Linked DNA regions of Homo sapiens: region 2 is linked to region 1. The links are chromatin loops, found by intact Hi-C in ENCODE. Cell type or tissue: K562. All regions are shown on one strand. Each heading gives the region's core, and the rest is flanking DNA. Links, peaks and the distances in the headings are about the cores only.

The links. Hi-C counts contacts between places; a loop is a spot of excess contacts. Peaks named below come from ENCODE experiments on the same cell type or tissue, not always from the same donor. Only the 100,000 strongest peaks of a DNase experiment are listed, where the experiment ranks them.
Region 2: a loop joins it to region 1, with 2.5 times the contacts of the local background. A loop is called at or near these places in 27 of 110 quality-filtered maps.

Annotation. Positions count from the first base shown.
Region 1 is chr21:37,374,248-37,382,588 of GRCh38, reverse strand. The region is part of intron 1 of DYRK1A (dual specificity tyrosine phosphorylation regulated kinase 1A); the gene reads right to left. Among named protein-coding and RNA genes, the nearest start is that of DYRK1A, 12 kb to the right of the region's middle. In K562, for the core only: no CTCF peak of the experiment used is centred there; a DNase peak (open chromatin) is centred at 3,658; H3K4me3 peaks cover 482 bases.
Region 2 is chr21:37,082,680-37,091,020 of GRCh38, reverse strand. It overlaps TTC3 (tetratricopeptide repeat domain 3), which reads right to left. Exons shown (of 46, transcript NM_001330683.2): 2 at 3,620-3,774; 3 at 3,146-3,188; 4 at 2,675-2,825; 5 at 2,135-2,222; 6 at 735-788. The coding sequence starts at 3,763. Among named protein-coding and RNA genes, the nearest start is that of TTC3, 14 kb to the right of the region's middle. In K562, for the core only: a CTCF peak has its summit at 3,700; a DNase peak (open chromatin) is centred at 3,670.

The DNA of each region.
Region 1 (8,341 bases), core at 244-8,243:
AAGATCCAAGTTTTTATTTTACCTTGGTAAAGTAAGTGTGATCCCACACTCCCTATGTTACCAGAAATAAAGCAACAAGTAGTTTAAAGTAGTTTAAAACGGTGCTACCAAAACTAAGTTCAAGAAATTATAAATAAATAAGTAAATCAATACAACTGCTCACCCAATCCACAAGCCAGGTTTTCCTTTACACTCACTCCAGGGAGTTCTGACTAACTGAAAGCTTCAACTGCTAGGCACAGTGGCTTACGCTTCATGAGGCTGAGGCAGGAGGATCACTTGAGCCCAGGAGTTTGGACCAGCCTGGGCAACAAAGTGAGATCCCCGTAAAAGTGAGATCACTATAAAAAAAAATTTAATTTTTTTTTTTAAAAAAAAAAAGAAAGCAAGCTTCATGAGGGCAGGAACCATGAATATCCATCTGATTCACTATTATGTCCCAAGAGCTTAGCATGGAGCCAGGCACAAAGAGACCTGCAGGAATTATGTGATGATTTGCTTTTCCAAATATTTACTACAGAAATTAGTCACTGAAAAAGGTTATAAAACTATATTCAAACATATCCCTTTATAAGCTTTAAGAAAGCTCATTCAGCTGACAAGATCAACAGCTTCAATTTTCTAACTACACGACTCATTCTTTTGAAAACTTGTCCATACTACAAACTTTTCCTCATTCTTGTTCTGTTGTCCAAACTTGAAGTTAAAGCCAAAAAGAATCCAAATGAACTATTCTGTCAGTCTTTAAACAAATAATCAAAGCTACAGGGATTTTTGTTGTTGTTTTTGTTTTTGAGTCAGGGTATCACTCAAAGTGTACTCACTCAGGCTGGAGTACACTGGCACAAACACAGCTCACTGCACCCTCAACCTCCCAGAATCAAGCGATCCTCCTGCCTCAGGCTCCCGAGTAGCTGGACTGCGGACCACCACACCTGGCTATAGCACTTATATTCGATATGCACCTGAAAGCTACTACAAATGCCAGAGCTACATTCCAGATATAACTGCTGAATGAACTTCACTGTGTCGGCTAGAAGAGTGAAGAATATCCTGATCCAGGCTGATCCCTCTCCACAACTTACACCTGCTCCAAACAACCACTAAGGACTGTCCCCATTTCAGTAAACTACTACAATTATACACTCCTTTAATACAGAAGACAGAATCTTTCCACTCCACATTTCCAGTATCTAATTCTCAATACATAGTAGGCATTTCATGTGCATTTGTTGAATTATTCCACGAATAATTTTCTTTCTCCTGACTACATAGAACTTTCTAATCCTATCTTTAAAAAACTTCATCTTTTCCTTTTTCCTCAAAGCTCTCATATTTCCTGCTAATCTCTTAGTCCAACAAACATCTTCCTACTGTAGGTTTTTGGTCCTTGAGACCAACTAGTAAAGACCAAAGCATGTAGTTCACTGATTCATTCAACAAATGTTTATTTAGTGTTTACTATGTGCCAAGCACCCTGCCAACCACTGAGATTGCAAGAGAGAGCAAAACACTACTGGTCCTCATCTCTGGAGGGCATTAATCAAATAAGCACTAAAAAATTATCAACTGTAATAAGCGTTATGAAGGAAGAGTACAAGGACACATGAGATTTTTAAAACGAAGAGCGCATAGAAGGGATAGAAGAGCTGATAGAAGTGATGATCCCAAGCCAAGGAAGCAGCATATGCAAAGACTAGGAGCCGGTACAGTCACATGATCCAGAGACTGGTGAGAAGAGGCAGTGAGCCAGCTGGAGCCAGATCATCCAGGTGGCAGGGCTTGCAGATCCTGTGACTAGCGTGGTCTCTACCCCAAAAGTCATAATAAATCATCAAATAATTGTGTAGGTTTTTTTTTTTTAGGAGAGACAATTCTTGTTCATCTATTTGCTTAAATCCCTCTTCCATTTCTGCTCACTCAAGTGAACTTTCCTTATTCTTTGACCTTCCCTATAGGCCCACATCCTTTACTTTGCATGTCTGTATCTTTGTCTTATTCAGCAAACAGCCTTCCTACAAACTGTCTCCCGTGAATCTTAAAACGCCTGGCTTCTCCCTTTGCATAGCTGTCTCTAATATTGCTGAGTAACTGTGGGCCTTCAGGCCAATTCCTAGGTAAATTTACCTAGCTTTACTGATGTTTTAAATTGTACTACAGAACCACAACAACGAAATACAAAAAAAAAAAATTAAACTGTAAAATACTCAATGAGATCCTATAGGATCTTACCATTGTTGTTTCAACAAACTTTTACAAAACAATCTTTTATATCACAGAAGCAATGTCTCTCAATAACGAACATTTGATGTAAAGATAAAGTAAAAAACACCACTGTGGTAACAGTTGTTTTTTTCGAGGGAAAATAACCAAATCAGAATAAATTTTTCAACAGACAGTATTTGTCTTAAGGGCTAGAGTCCTATTTTTATCCAAACAAACTTTTAAGTCAAAATTAACTGTTAAAAGGACTCTAAAATGAAACAAAAATTTTTTGACCTTCAAAAAGCAACATCAAAAATTATTCCATTTTATAGACTCTATGTTCGCTTTAAGGAAAATTTAATTTGTATCTATTCTAGACTAAGTCCTTAGGCCTACTCAAGAACTATTAAAGATTCCCCCAGCCAGAACGTAACATCCGTGATAGCAGGGACAGGAGTGGCCTTTGTTTCAGCACTGATTCCCAGGCCCCAGGTTTTTCTATATTTGGCACCAGCAGGTGCTCAATAAATAGTTCTATCACTCCACAAGATAAATGCTTTTTAAATAACCAGTCTTCCAATTAGGATACATGAAAAAATAAAGAGAATATGAGATTTTTTTCAGGCAAATACTAAGATGCTCAGAAAAAATGAAACTGCTCACATGCTCAGCTACTCTCCATTTTCCAAACCATGAATTATGATACAACCTTTTCCTTTACAGATTCACAGCTTCAAACATTGCCCTCTCCCACTGCCCTATTTTTTAGCTCATATTTAATGGTGCTGCAAATTATTTCCACCTGTCCCTAATGTAAGGTCTGAACTACAATAATAATTCTATCTTCAGTTCCTCAACAGTTCCTTCAGGTCCTCAGTAGGACATATTCTCCATGTCCCACTAAAACCTAATCACTGCATTCCTAGAACCTTTTAGTATACTGCCAACAAAGCTTAATACTCTTTTTCCTATCTCCAAAAACTTGGCCATGTTGCTGTTTGAATCCAGAAATACTCACTTTGGTCTGTTGGAAATTAAAGTATAATTAAGAATATTTTTAAGGTTTTCCCATCTGTCTTCCACTTTTCACCTCTTCGTATTCCCTCATGCCTATACATTACATCTAGAATGGTCCTGCCTTCCAAACCCTCCTTCTTACAGTGTCACCTCCCTCCAACCCACAGATCTGTCCTAATCCCTGCTGAAAAACCCTCAATCGCCCCAAATTCATATCTTTATAATATTAAGACTCAACCCCACTCTCATGTCCACAAGTGTCCCCTTCACTCCCTGAGCATACCAAACTCACTCTCCCTCCCTCTCTCCCTCATCTGATGCTCCAGGGATATGACTCTGTCATTCTTCAAAGTCACCTTCATTTCCCACCACCACCCATTGCCCACATGACTTCCTCCAATAGACTGTCAAGTCCTCAGGTTCCACCATAAAAAGCCCATCCATCCACTCTTCAAGATCGAGACCCAGTCCCATCTCCACAATGCACACTCGAATCCCCATAATTGTCTTACTTCCTGTGCTCTTCTAGCTCTCCACATGTCAACCCCTCTAACTGTTAACGGCCATGGTCTTATCTGTGTTCAAGTTTTCCTGTATTGACACACCTATCTCAACATTAAAAGCAGATGTAACCAAACCTTATTCACTTTTATAATCAAAAGCTTCTACCACGACTCATATCTCATACAGAGGACATGCAAATGTTCACTCAATTGAAGAAGAACAAGAGCCCCCTTTTCTGTAGGCATTTACAATTTATCAAAACATCAGTTATTCAATCAACAGAGTAACGAAATAAAGGGAACCCAAAAAATACTTTTGTTTTGTTTTTCGAGATGGAGTTTCGCTCTTGTTGCCCAGGCTGGAGTGCAATGGCGTGATCTCCGGCTCACCACCACGTCCGCCTCCCAGGTTCAAGCAATTCTCCTGCCTCAGCCTCCCCAGTAGCTGGGATTACAGGCATGTACCACCACACCCGGCTGATTTTGTATTTTTAGTAGAGACAGGGTTTCTCCATGTCGGTCAGGGTCGTCTCAAACTCCCAACCTCAGGTGATCAGCCCACCTCGGCCTCCCAAATTGCTGGGATTACAGGTGTGAGAAACCATGCCTGGCCCCCAGGAAATACTTTAACTATAACATACATCTGATGAAGAATGAATTATTTTGTTATTTAAAATAAAAATCTTATAGTACAACTTAAGGTGTTCAAACTCAGTCATAATTAAAGAAATGCAAATCCAAACAACTAGACATCATTATTCACCTATTACATTCACAAAAATCTAAGGTAACAACAGTGTTGGTGAGATTTGAGAAACTATACACTCTCAGACACTGCTGGTGAAAGCATAAACTACTGCTACTTTTCTGGAAGACAATATGGCAACATATATTCAAATATCCATATACCTGGTGAACCAGCCACTTTCCTTATAAATAGACATCCTATGGCCAATACTCACAGAACACAACTATACATGCAAGGAAGTACGCACCAGCATTGTTTAAAAGAGCAAAAATATGAACTTAAATGTCCTTTAATGCAGTCTGACTAAACAGAGGTACAACCATAGAACAGAATACTTTCCGACCATTAAGAACAATAGAGGCTGGGCAGTGTCTCACAGCTGCACTGTGAGAGGACAAGACAGGAGGATCACTGAGGCCAGGAGTTCAAGACCAGCCTAGGCAACATAGCAAGACTATGTCTCAACAAAAAATTTAAAAATTAGCTGGGTGTGGTGGTGTACACCTATAATCTCAGCTACTCAGGAGGCTAAGGTGAGAGGATCGCTTGAACCCAGGAGGTCAAGGCTGCAGTGAACTATGATCATGCCACTGCACTTCAGCCTCAGTGACAGCGAGACTCTGTCCCAAATTTTAAAAAATGGGAGCTCTGTGAGCTGACATGGAAATATTTCTAACATAGGTCAAGTAAAAAAAAATGCGGGGCACGGTGGCTCAAGCCTGTAATCCCAGCACTTTGGGAGGCCGAGGTAAGCGGATCACGAGGTCAGGAGATGGAGACCACCCTGACTAACATGGTGAAACCCCATCTCTACTAAAAATACGAAAAATTAGCCGGGCGTGGTGGCAGGGGCCTGTAGTCCCAGCTACTCGGGAGGCTGAGATAGGAGAATGGCGTAAACCCAGGAGGCGGAGCTTGCAGTGAGCCGAGATTGCGCCACTGCACTCCAGCCTTGGGGAAAGAGCGAGACTCCGTCTCAAAAACTAACTAAATAAATAAAAAGCTTAAGTTGCAAAACTGTGTGTTTAGTATGTCTGATCCCATTTGGTTTGGATTTTAAATACACAGACACTGTGTACATACACACACACACACCTGTCTATGCACTTAAAAATAATGGAATCATACATAGTTTTCTAACACAATACATACTAAAAGTATAATATATATAATTGTGTGTGTATATATACACATGCATACATTTCTGGTAGGAAAAACTGAACAGTTATTATTATGGAACATGAGAAGGGGGAAATGATCTGCTATCATTCCACAGAGCTTGTTTTTTTAAACTATATACTACTTGTGGATCTCTTTAAAAACTAGAATATCCTAGATGATCAGAACCGTACCTTATATGTTTGATAACACTGCTCAAATACGGGCCCTAACAAATAAGACAGTAAGAAAACAGGGACACTCCCTCTAGTCCAGTAGTTAATCAAGCGCAGGGTCCTAGGCAGAATTACCCACAGTGCCATTACCAACACTCTCAGTGATAGGAAGCCATCGAAGCAAGCTAACACTACCAACCTCTGGCCACCAGAGAATACTCACATGAACCTTCCCATGACCATACCACAAGGTGATATTTCTTAAACATACCCTTAAAAAAAAAATTGAGACGAAGTCTCACTCTGTCGCAGTGGCACGATCTCAGCCCACTGCAACGTCCGCTTCCAGGGTTCCAACAATTATCCTGCCTCTGCCTCCCAAGTACCTGGGACTACAGACACTCACTACTGCACCTGGCTAATTTCTGTATCTGTAGTAGAGATGGGGGTTTCACCATTTTAGCCAGGCTGGTCTCGAACTCCTGACCTCGTGATCCACTCGCCTTGGCCTCCCAAAGTGCTGCGATTACAGGCATGAGCCACTGCGCCTGGCCTAAACATACCCTTCATTTTTCTCAGTAAAGGGCACATGGACTGTGTTCTTCCCTCCTTTCCAAAACATTCTTAGTGCAGGCATCATTCTGATTTCTGGACTGACACCTGCACTAAGCAGCTGTTCTCCCCTTTGACCACTCCCAGTGGAACTCCTCCCAGCACTCAGACTCTCTCTTCTCTCTGCCAAGCCATTCTGTCATTCTGTTCTTCATCTCCTCGTCTGCTTGTGGGGCCTGCGGTTTCAGGTTTATATTGGTATAGGAAGAGGGGGGCTTGGCGGGCCAAAAGGCAACTTTTGGGTGCAAAAACAGGCATGCCTGTTCCAATTTAGGGCTATGGGTTTTCAGGCTAGATCTAATAATAATAACTGATACAAATAAAGTGTTAACCTCATAACAGGTAAAGAATATTCCTCCAGGGCTGGGTGTGGTGGCTCACACCTATAATCTCAACACTTCGGGAGGCCAAGGTCAGGAGTTGGAGACCAGTCTGACCAACATAGTGAAATCCCGTCTCTACTAAAAATAACAAAAAATTAGTCGGGTATGTGACAGGCACCTGTAATTCCAGCTACTCGGGAGGCTGAGGCAGGAGAATTGCTGGAACCCGGAAGGCGGAGGTTGCAGTGAGCCGAAATTGTGCCACTGCACTCCAGCCTGGGTGACAAAAGTGAAACTCCATCTCAAAAAAAAAAAAAAAAAAAAAAAGTAATATTCCTCTAGGAATATTCTAATTTTAAAATTTTAAACTAGAGAATTCCAGATTTTATCTTAATCTAATGAAATGAATTCCAACAGTGAAAATTACAAGCAACCTAAAAGGAAAGTAGTAATTTGAGGACAAGAACTACCTTTGTTCCTTCTAATCATGTCAAGTAAGTAGCTGCCTATACATCTATTCTAATGCTGTATATACATTGCCCACAATAGTGCTGATACTAACAAAACCTTACTTAAAACCTTCAGCTTTTCACCTTTAAATATTCACTTAACCTTTAAACATTCACTTGAGTATTTAAATATTCACATTATTTTTCTATAGGGCAAAAAGGACAACTGGGCCAACCATTCACTAGACATAAGCTCCCACATTAAAAGCCACATACTTACTTTAAGATGATAACTATTCCTATAAAATCCCACTGCACTCTGTACACCTTGTCCTTTATTCCCTCTTCTGTAGAAAGAACAAAGAACGAAGAGTCAGGAAAAACAATGCTAGTCCCAGGCCTGCTTATTCTGAGGCACTGATTAGTCACTCAGCTTCTCTGCACCCACTTCCTTCTCTAATATGTGAGAAATGAACTTTATTGGTGTTTCTCAAAATGTTCCTACTGCATCAGGATTACCTGGAGTCCTTAAGAAAACAGATTCCAGCTAGGCCCAGTGGCTCAAGCCTGTAATCCCAGCACTTTGGGAGGCCAAGGCAGGCGGATCACGAGGTCAGGAGATTGAGACCATCCTGGCTAACACAGTGAAACCCCGTCTCTACTAAAAATACAAAAAAATTAGCCAGGCGTGGTGACAGGCGCCTGTGGTCCCAGCTACTTGGGAGGCTGAGGCACAAGAATGGCGTGAACCCAGGAGGCGGAGCTTGCAGTAAACCGAGATCGCACCACTGTACTCCAGCCTGGGCGACAGAGCGAGACTCTGTCTCAAAAAAAAAGAAAGCAGATTCCAGAGCATCACTCTAAACCTACAGAAAGAGAGGCATCTGAGCTTGGAAATCTCTTAACTTTGACAAGTTCTCCAGAAGACTGTTTGGGAACCATTAGTTTTCCCAAGTCTGTACTAGAGCTAATAATATTTCATAGTTTAAGGGAATCTTAGATATTTATATTTCTCTTTTTTCAAATCCACAGGAATTCAAGAGGAACATACTAGATAGTAAATGTACGTTTAAATATCTCTGCTATCATCCTTCTTGCAGTGTTCGGTGACTCAAATCTTTATGACATCCTGACAACATGCGAGTGTTAT
Region 2 (8,341 bases), core at 230-8,229, 290 kb after region 1:
TTTGAGGTCTACAACCTGGCCAGACTGCCTGGGGTAGCAGGCAAGTGCAATATAACAAGGTGGATGAGGGTTCTCAGATCTCATCTACACAAAGACTTCCATCCTTACCCCAAGGTTAAATTTATAGATTAAAGTTCTCCAAAGGAACTACATATTTTACGTGGTCTGTGGCAAACAGAAGAATAAGGAGATAAAGAACAAGAGGAAGATGTGGCTGGGCAAATGGGCACTCAGTGCAGTGATCTCCATGAAGGATCAAGAATTCACAGAAATGTTATTTGTACTTCTAATGTCTAAAGTAACTTCAAAAATTAAAGTTAACAATGGGCTTAAGGTAAACATAGATGTTTATGGCATCAGTATCATTAAAAATTGGTTTAACATTGAATCTGGAGATTACCTAGTAATTATATAACAAAAAATATTCATACCAGAGGCCTAATAATTTCATTTGGGGAAACATAAGCCAGGTAAATAATCTAAAAGAGAAAAAGAATCAACTTGTAAAATAGGCTCAAAATTACACTATGTACATGGGTAAAAAAAAAAAAAAGAGAGAAAATGATCCAAACCCCCAAAATGAGGAGTCTCCTTAAGGAAAATATAGAAGTCAATACTACCAAATACCACATATAGAACATTGAGTGTATGGACCCAATGCAAGGGGAAATGAGCAGTGAGATGACTGCCACTCATCCACAGTGGCTGTGCCAGTTTCAGTGTTTAACACTTACATTTTCTATTTTACAACCAATTCTCAATAAGCCTCCAATAAGGAATGAATCATTCTGAAAAATAAAAAAAGGACATATTTTTTCCTTATTCAGTCAATTCTACTTGAATTTTCTAACGGAAAAATGGCCTACATTTTAGGAACACTACTATATGTACTCAGTAGTACACTTCCGACAAGCATTTACATGACCAAGTTACCCCTTAAGATCTTAAGACAAGAATTCCAAAATAGTCTCCAATAGGGTTCTAGCAGTAAAATAACTTAGTATAATCTTTAGACATGTGAATTTTTTTTTTTTTTGAGACAGGGTCTCACTCTGTCACCCAGGCTGGAGTGCAGTGGCGCAGTCTCAGCTCACCACAACCTCCACGTCCCAGGCTCAAGCAATTCTCCTGCCTCAGCCTCCCAACTACCTGGGATTACAGGCACGTGCCACTACCACCCGGCTAATTTTTGTATTTTTAGTAGAGGTGAGGTTTCTACAGGCTCACACTGGTAATCCCAGCACTTTGAGAGGCCGAGGCGGGTGGATCATCTGAGGTCAGGAGTTCGAGACCAGCCTGGCCAACATGGTGAAACCCCGTTTCTACTAAAAATACAAAAGTTAACTGGGCATGGTGGCAGGCGCCTACAGTCCCAGCTACTCGGGAGGCTGAGGCAGGAGAATCGCTTGAATCCGGGAGGCGAAGATGGCAGTGAGCCAAGATCTCGTCACTGCACTCCAGCATGGGCGACAGAGGGTGACTCCATCTCAAAAATAATAATAATAATAAAGTTCATTGCACTTAATTTTTTTTATAAAGGTACACTGGTTTGTATGTTACTGCAAATAACTACTGCAGAAAATAAACATCAGAATGCCCTTTCTAAATTTAATAGTACCAAGAACAACACTTGACTCCATAACCAACTGAAATTTAAAAAGCTATCCAATAGCTTTCAAAAAAAAATTAAAAACCACAAAAACTCTCAACTTATCTCAATAGCATAATGAAGGACACCTCCTCAAATCTGCCCTGATAAAGTCTACCTACCCAAAGACAAAATATTTGTTGATGGTGATGTGATTTTATATCAACAGATAGAGCACATCACTTTCAGAACCTGTGGCAAAGGTTTTCATGAACCCATACCCCACTTTCTGTGACAAGTTCCAATTTCTATCCTTTAATGACAAGATGCAGTCCTGGTCCCCAGCGTAGAACCATGACATCAGCCATCTCCCTGATCTCTCAAATACTGAGCACGCACTGATGGACAGCAGATTTATCTCAGGTTAACCAAAACTAAAACCATTACCTGTTAATTGCTATAAATTAGTCATTTGAGCCTAACACCATATAAATGCTTATATTATTTAAACCAAGGGCTCGGGGGAACCTACATTCTACCACTTACAGCAACTTTCTTTGCCAAATCCACAATATCTTCCATCAACTCAAGATGTTGTAGTTTCTTCAAATTTATCTCAGAAGCACGTGAATTGCTTAAAGACAAATTTATTTTTTAAAAGATTAGATTCTCATATATACAAATTCATTGAACTTTATGCTTAGCTATATATCTCAAACCATTAAAAAATAAGTTCTCTTTTTCTTCACTCTAGGTAACAATAACTAAGCTATTTATTAAATGAACAAAATACTGTATCTTTTTCCTCTCTTCTGCACTATAACACTGATACTTATAAACACCCATGTTAATTCCTCCTGACTCAGCTTCCAGTCTACCATCTAGTACTATTCAGAATTTCACTGATTATGTTACAATTATTCATTCATATCCAAATCTCAAGTATTTGTTTTTTCCACCCTATTACACAAACGTTGAGCAGCATACAAGAATAAGACATAAGCCTTCCATTGAACTTGCATTTCTTGGTATTGGGTAACATGTTTATCACTGTCCACACAAAATGAGCAACATATAGTAACTTACTTGGCGTCCACACAGGGATGCAATCGTGATATTACGGAACTGTTTTGATGTTGAAACAGAAGTGGCCAGAAGATGTTTATTTTAATGGCATCGCAATAATCTTGCAGGACAGAAATTGGTTTACTACACCATATACTGCAGATGTCAAATTCTTAATTAAAAAAAAAGTTTAAAATTAATGTTTGTGCCTCATTTTTTTAATGAATCAACACTTAATAGTAAAAAGGCAAAAATGGATATGGAGAGGGAAGAAATGAATGAATGAAGTATTCTAGCCTGTTAAATGTTAAGAATATTTAAGTGCTGGCAAAAACTCTATTTTAACAAAGAAAAGTTCTGATTTCTAGTGAAAAACTAGTAAGAATACATTTTTAAAAGGCATATAAATCTGTTGTATTGCTATGACAGGATGGATGGACCTCCCTTTGTAGTCTTTCCATAAATTAACATTAAAAATACCAACGTACTCACCCAAATTCCTCTCACTTTGGATATAATCTTTATATTGCACACCCTAAAAAGAAGAAAATTATTTTGATTTGTGTCTAGTAAAATGTTCTTGATTTTTAATCTAAGGATTATCAGAACTAACCAAAGAACTTTCAGTGGGCATTTATTTATATGCTTCAAACACATCTTCAGCCAAAGAGTCTTAATTTGAGACCCGTTTTACAGTATTACCTGAGTTTGCTTCTATGGCTCTCCCCAAGAGCTTTTCTTATGCCCTGTCAGAAAACCACCTTTTGCCACCACTCATTCTCTGGCACTCCACAATCTTATTTTTGAGCCAGTGCTTACTTTCCCTTCTCAAATCAACTTTTCAACAGCATGTGTACCTCCCTGTCAAAACGCACGTACCACAAAAACATCTTTACTCAGATAGCCCTAAACCAGAAAACCTTCAATACACAATGTCAAAAATGAAAAATTAGCAAACCTACTTACCACCCCATCACAGTAAAGCTGAGTCACACGAACATAATCATTGCTCATAAATTCAGCAGCAAAGACACAATCATCCACGTGAGGGCAATCTTCTAACAAGGCATAATCCGCCACAGTGAAATCTCCCTCAGCAAAATTGTCCATGGTGCACAAGTCTAAGGAGACAACACAAACTCAAGTCAGTAATTAAATCATTTGAGATAACAGAAGAAAGTTTTCCTGGCTTCTATGGTATATTAGAAAAATACTTGGAACCTATGCCCAAGGAAATAACTCCTATCAGAACACTGAGCTCCGAAAGATTCTCGTCCCCATTCTGCTGACTTTTCCTCTCTCTCCAGATAATTTAATCTATTTCTTCCTTTCCTCAGGTTCACATATTCACCATCTCTACTCTAAGTTAACCTGTTTACATGTCTCCTTTAAATAGAGGATCATCAAGGGCATCTTATTTATCTTTGTATGTGCCTAGCACATGGTAAGCTCTCAAATAAGTGTTTGCTGAATGAAGAAAAGACATCTTCCTGTTGCTGCACTTGTACCCTACCTGCTTTTACTGCATTCTGTGAAATATGCCATTTCATCATACACAAACTGTTATATTCTCAATCTCCTGGCCTAACCTAAATCCTGACTCCACTGAGAACTTTCCTATCAACTGCTCATATTCTCCTATCCATCTCAGTGTGTTTCTGTCTTGGGCAAAGGAGTAGGGCTAGAGTGGTACAGGGTAAGTCTGCCAATCTCCTAACTCCCCAAGGCGGCATCCAGACCTTCCATCCTCCTATCGACTGCTGCTTCTAATGCTCTCACAACTACTGCAATACACAATCAGCACTGCTAAATCGCAAAAAGGAAAAAACCCTCACATTATCAAAAGCCATGTTTTAAAAATACGTATTTCAATGGGGGGCAAGGGGGATTGGTGGTAAAGTTTCAGACTAAGGGTTTTTTTTCCTGAAGAATCTTCAATAATAAGGATTTTTATAGTTATCAGAGAATAGCTACATAGGCCAAACATCACTGAAAAATGCACCATTTTATTACTTCTAGCTCTTGCCCATATAATGGCTTTCTTTTCCTATCATCACCAGCGCATCATAAACACTATTACTTGTACCTATCACTTCACCATTATTATCCTACTATTATTAGGATAAACCAAGTTTCTTCTTTCCAAAGCAAGAACACTACCAGTCCTTGAAGTTCAAATCTATTTATTTAATCAATCCATCTCATGATGTCCAATTTGCTGTATGAAAACTTCACAATATCACAAGTGAAGAATAATAACAATCTTCCTAGCAAACTATTTGTACTATGTGTCACATACTGTACCAAATGTTTTACATGCATTATTTCACTAATCTTCACAGCAATTCTTCTTAGCAGGCACAATTATCGTTATCTCCACTGTACAGATGGGAAAATGCTCACTTAAATCAAGTAATTTGCTCATGTCACCAAGCTAGGAAGGATTCAAATCCAGTCTTTAGTTGCCATAGCTTCTGCTCTCAAACACTCTCTTTTACTACATCTAATTTTCCTGTCATTGTCACCTATTTATCTCTTGGTTACTGTCACGTTTCAAGATCACTGGCAACTAGTTCAGTGTTTTTCTCTTTCCTCCAAATTCTATCATCATCCCAGCCACATCGAGGTCCATGCACACAATACCCTAGCCTTGTAGTTTAACAACCTCCTCAACTAACATGATCTTCACTGCCTACCTCACTAGGCTCTCCCACCCCAGGGGGACACCTCAGATCACTACCTGGGTCGAAACCAGTTCTTAAATCTTTATTAGCTCCTCTCTGACCATAGCCAAGAGTCATTACGGCTCATGTCTTCCTGATTTCCTACCACAGCCATTCTTCAACTTCATCAAGAACTCTTCATTTTTCACCCATCTGAATCCTCCATTCTCATTCACTGTCAGTTTCCTAACAATTTGGTTTCCACTTCGACCATTCAAGGGAAACTGCTTTCATTAGGATCATTAATGACCTTCCACAAAAGACTGGTTATCTATAATGTCTAGAACCTGACCTATTCTGCATGAATATTTCTAGAGTTTAAAAAATTTAACTCTAAAAGTGAACAATGACCAGAAAACATAAGATACTGGAGCACCCAAACTATAGCACATAATATGAGGTATATGCTAATCTCACTTGTCTTACAAATTTTTTTGGCATAAAATACAGAAAGAGCCAAGAACTGTCACAGCCCACACATCATGGCATCAATTACAATACAATTAATGTGCTCATACCTGGCAGACTGATACTGGTCATTCAAGCCTAGCGAATCTCACTGATAACACACACAGCACCAATTGTACTGTAATTACGACACTGGGGTATATTTTATTTTCTATTTTGTTTTGGTTTGTTTGTTTGTTTGTTTGAGACACAGTCTCACTCTGTCGCCCAGGCTGGAGTGCACTGGCACGATCTCGGCTCACTGCAACCTCCACTTCCCGGGTTCAAGCGATTCTCCTGCCTCAGCCTCCCAAGTAGCTGGGACTACAGGTGCCCACCACCACGCCCAGCTAATTTTTGTATTTTTAGTAGAGACAGGATTTCACCATATTGGCCAGGCTGGTCTTGAACTCCTGACCTTGTGATCCGCCCGCCTCGGCCTCCCAAAGTGCTGGGATTACAGGCGTGAGCCACCGCACCCGGCCTTGTATTTTGTTTTTAACTAGAGAGGCAATGTGACAAAGTGGTTAAGAACAGGGACTCTGCAGCCAAGACTCTGGGCTTGAGTCCTGGCTCTCTTGTTTCCTTGGGTGTGTGATCTTGGGCAAGTTACTTAACCTCTCTGTGCTTCCTCTGTGTTTCCTCGCATATCAAATGGGGATAACGATACTACCTACCTGATCAATCTGTTAATACATGTAAAGAGCTTAGAAGAGTACCAGGTATATGGGAAATGCTATAAATACCAGCTATCATTAACATTAATGTTAGATGAGTATTTTTAAAATCCACTGTTTGGATGCTTCCAGCTAAATAGTCTACCTTAATTGCTAAATCCAAAGAGCACTTTTCAGCTTACAACTTACTTGACGCTGTGGACCACTTCCTCCTCAGAACTCTTCATTTGGACTCCAAAGACCATCTTCTCCTGGTTTTCCTCCTATTCGTCTGGCTGCTCTTCCTCAGTTTCCTTCATGGGTTCTTCTTCTCCATTCCCCGCCACCCAATGTCAACTCTCTTTTCTTCTCACTCTTACTCTCTCCTTGGGTGAATTTATCCACCACACCCATGACTTAACACAGCACTTTCTGAACTTGCATCGTTTGCATAGCTTCACCGTGATTTTTGCCATTTCCATGTATCACATATATTTTTAGTTAATATTTCCCTTTTATTGAGCTCACTTGGCCTAAGTGATAATGTCCATGATTATCAAAGGTTAGATGTGCAAGTTATGTTTCTCATACACATTAAATTCCTATCTATTAAAATTTTTTCAAGTGTTTATCTATGTACCAGTTTAAATTATCTCATATGCACTGCAGTAAACAATGGCTTCCAAAATTCCAAATGCTGAAGACTCCCAAATCCTTCCAGGCGGGGTTGTATCTCTTGACTTCTAGACCCTACTAGAACTACTACAGGATCTTAACCAAGATGTCCCACAAGCCCCTCTGAATCAGGAAGTTCAAAAACAAACATCTTTTCCTCAAAAACAAACATATGAAATGAAGTTCTTTCCTCTTTCTGTATGCTGTTTATCAGTTAATTGTTCTACATGTCATTTTACTGCCCAAACCTAAACCCTGGGAGTCAACCTAGACTCCCCAGTCTCCTTCAATATTTCTGTCCAATGGACCACTAACTCTTGTCATTTCTGCTTCCCTAAGAAATCTAAAATTAGCACACATATACTTCTTCATGCCCAGTGCCACTGCCTTCACTGTTTCTCCTCTGAACTAATTTAACAAGCAGTCTCCTAACTGGTCAGACTTGCCTTCAATCTTGGCATCCTCTAAAACTCTGATCATATCACTTTACTGCTTAAAACCATGCAACAGCTTCCCTTCAGCTTGAGAATAAAGTCCAACTTCCCTAATATAAGCATAGAAGACCTTTTGTGATCTTGCTCCTGCTTTTATCCCCAGTCACTCCACAACACACAACCTAGAAGCCAGTCATACCCAACTGCTTGTCCTTCCTAAACAAAACTTATTCTGCAACCACCTAATGTCTATTAGTTCTTAATACTCAATTTCAGGAAGCATTTCCTGATCTTCCCACTACCATCAAGTTGATTTTTGCACCTCTTCTCTGTAAACAAGAGCACCCTGCCCATGTCTCTGACAGCAGTTTTCACATTGTTTGACCATCACAGGTTTATCTCTGCAGGGTCACTATGGATCCAGAGGATATATTGTGCAATCCATTTGCCATCTGTACTGCTATTTACTTAATACTTTTCTTTAGGATAACTCAAATCTTAACTTAGATGTAAACTAGTTTTAATGGAAATGTTGGTATCACCAAGAAAGCTTGCTTGGTACCATAAAATTTTTTATAATACAATCAAACAAAAATATACTACTAAAATTAAATATTAAAATAAAGAGCTTCTGATCCCATCAGTTATGGTCAACTATACACTCTGGGGGAATGTACTGTTGGGAGGAAAAAGGTATATCCTAGATTAAAAAAAAAAACACTTTTTGGATGTTTTTGCTGAGCTCATAGAAAT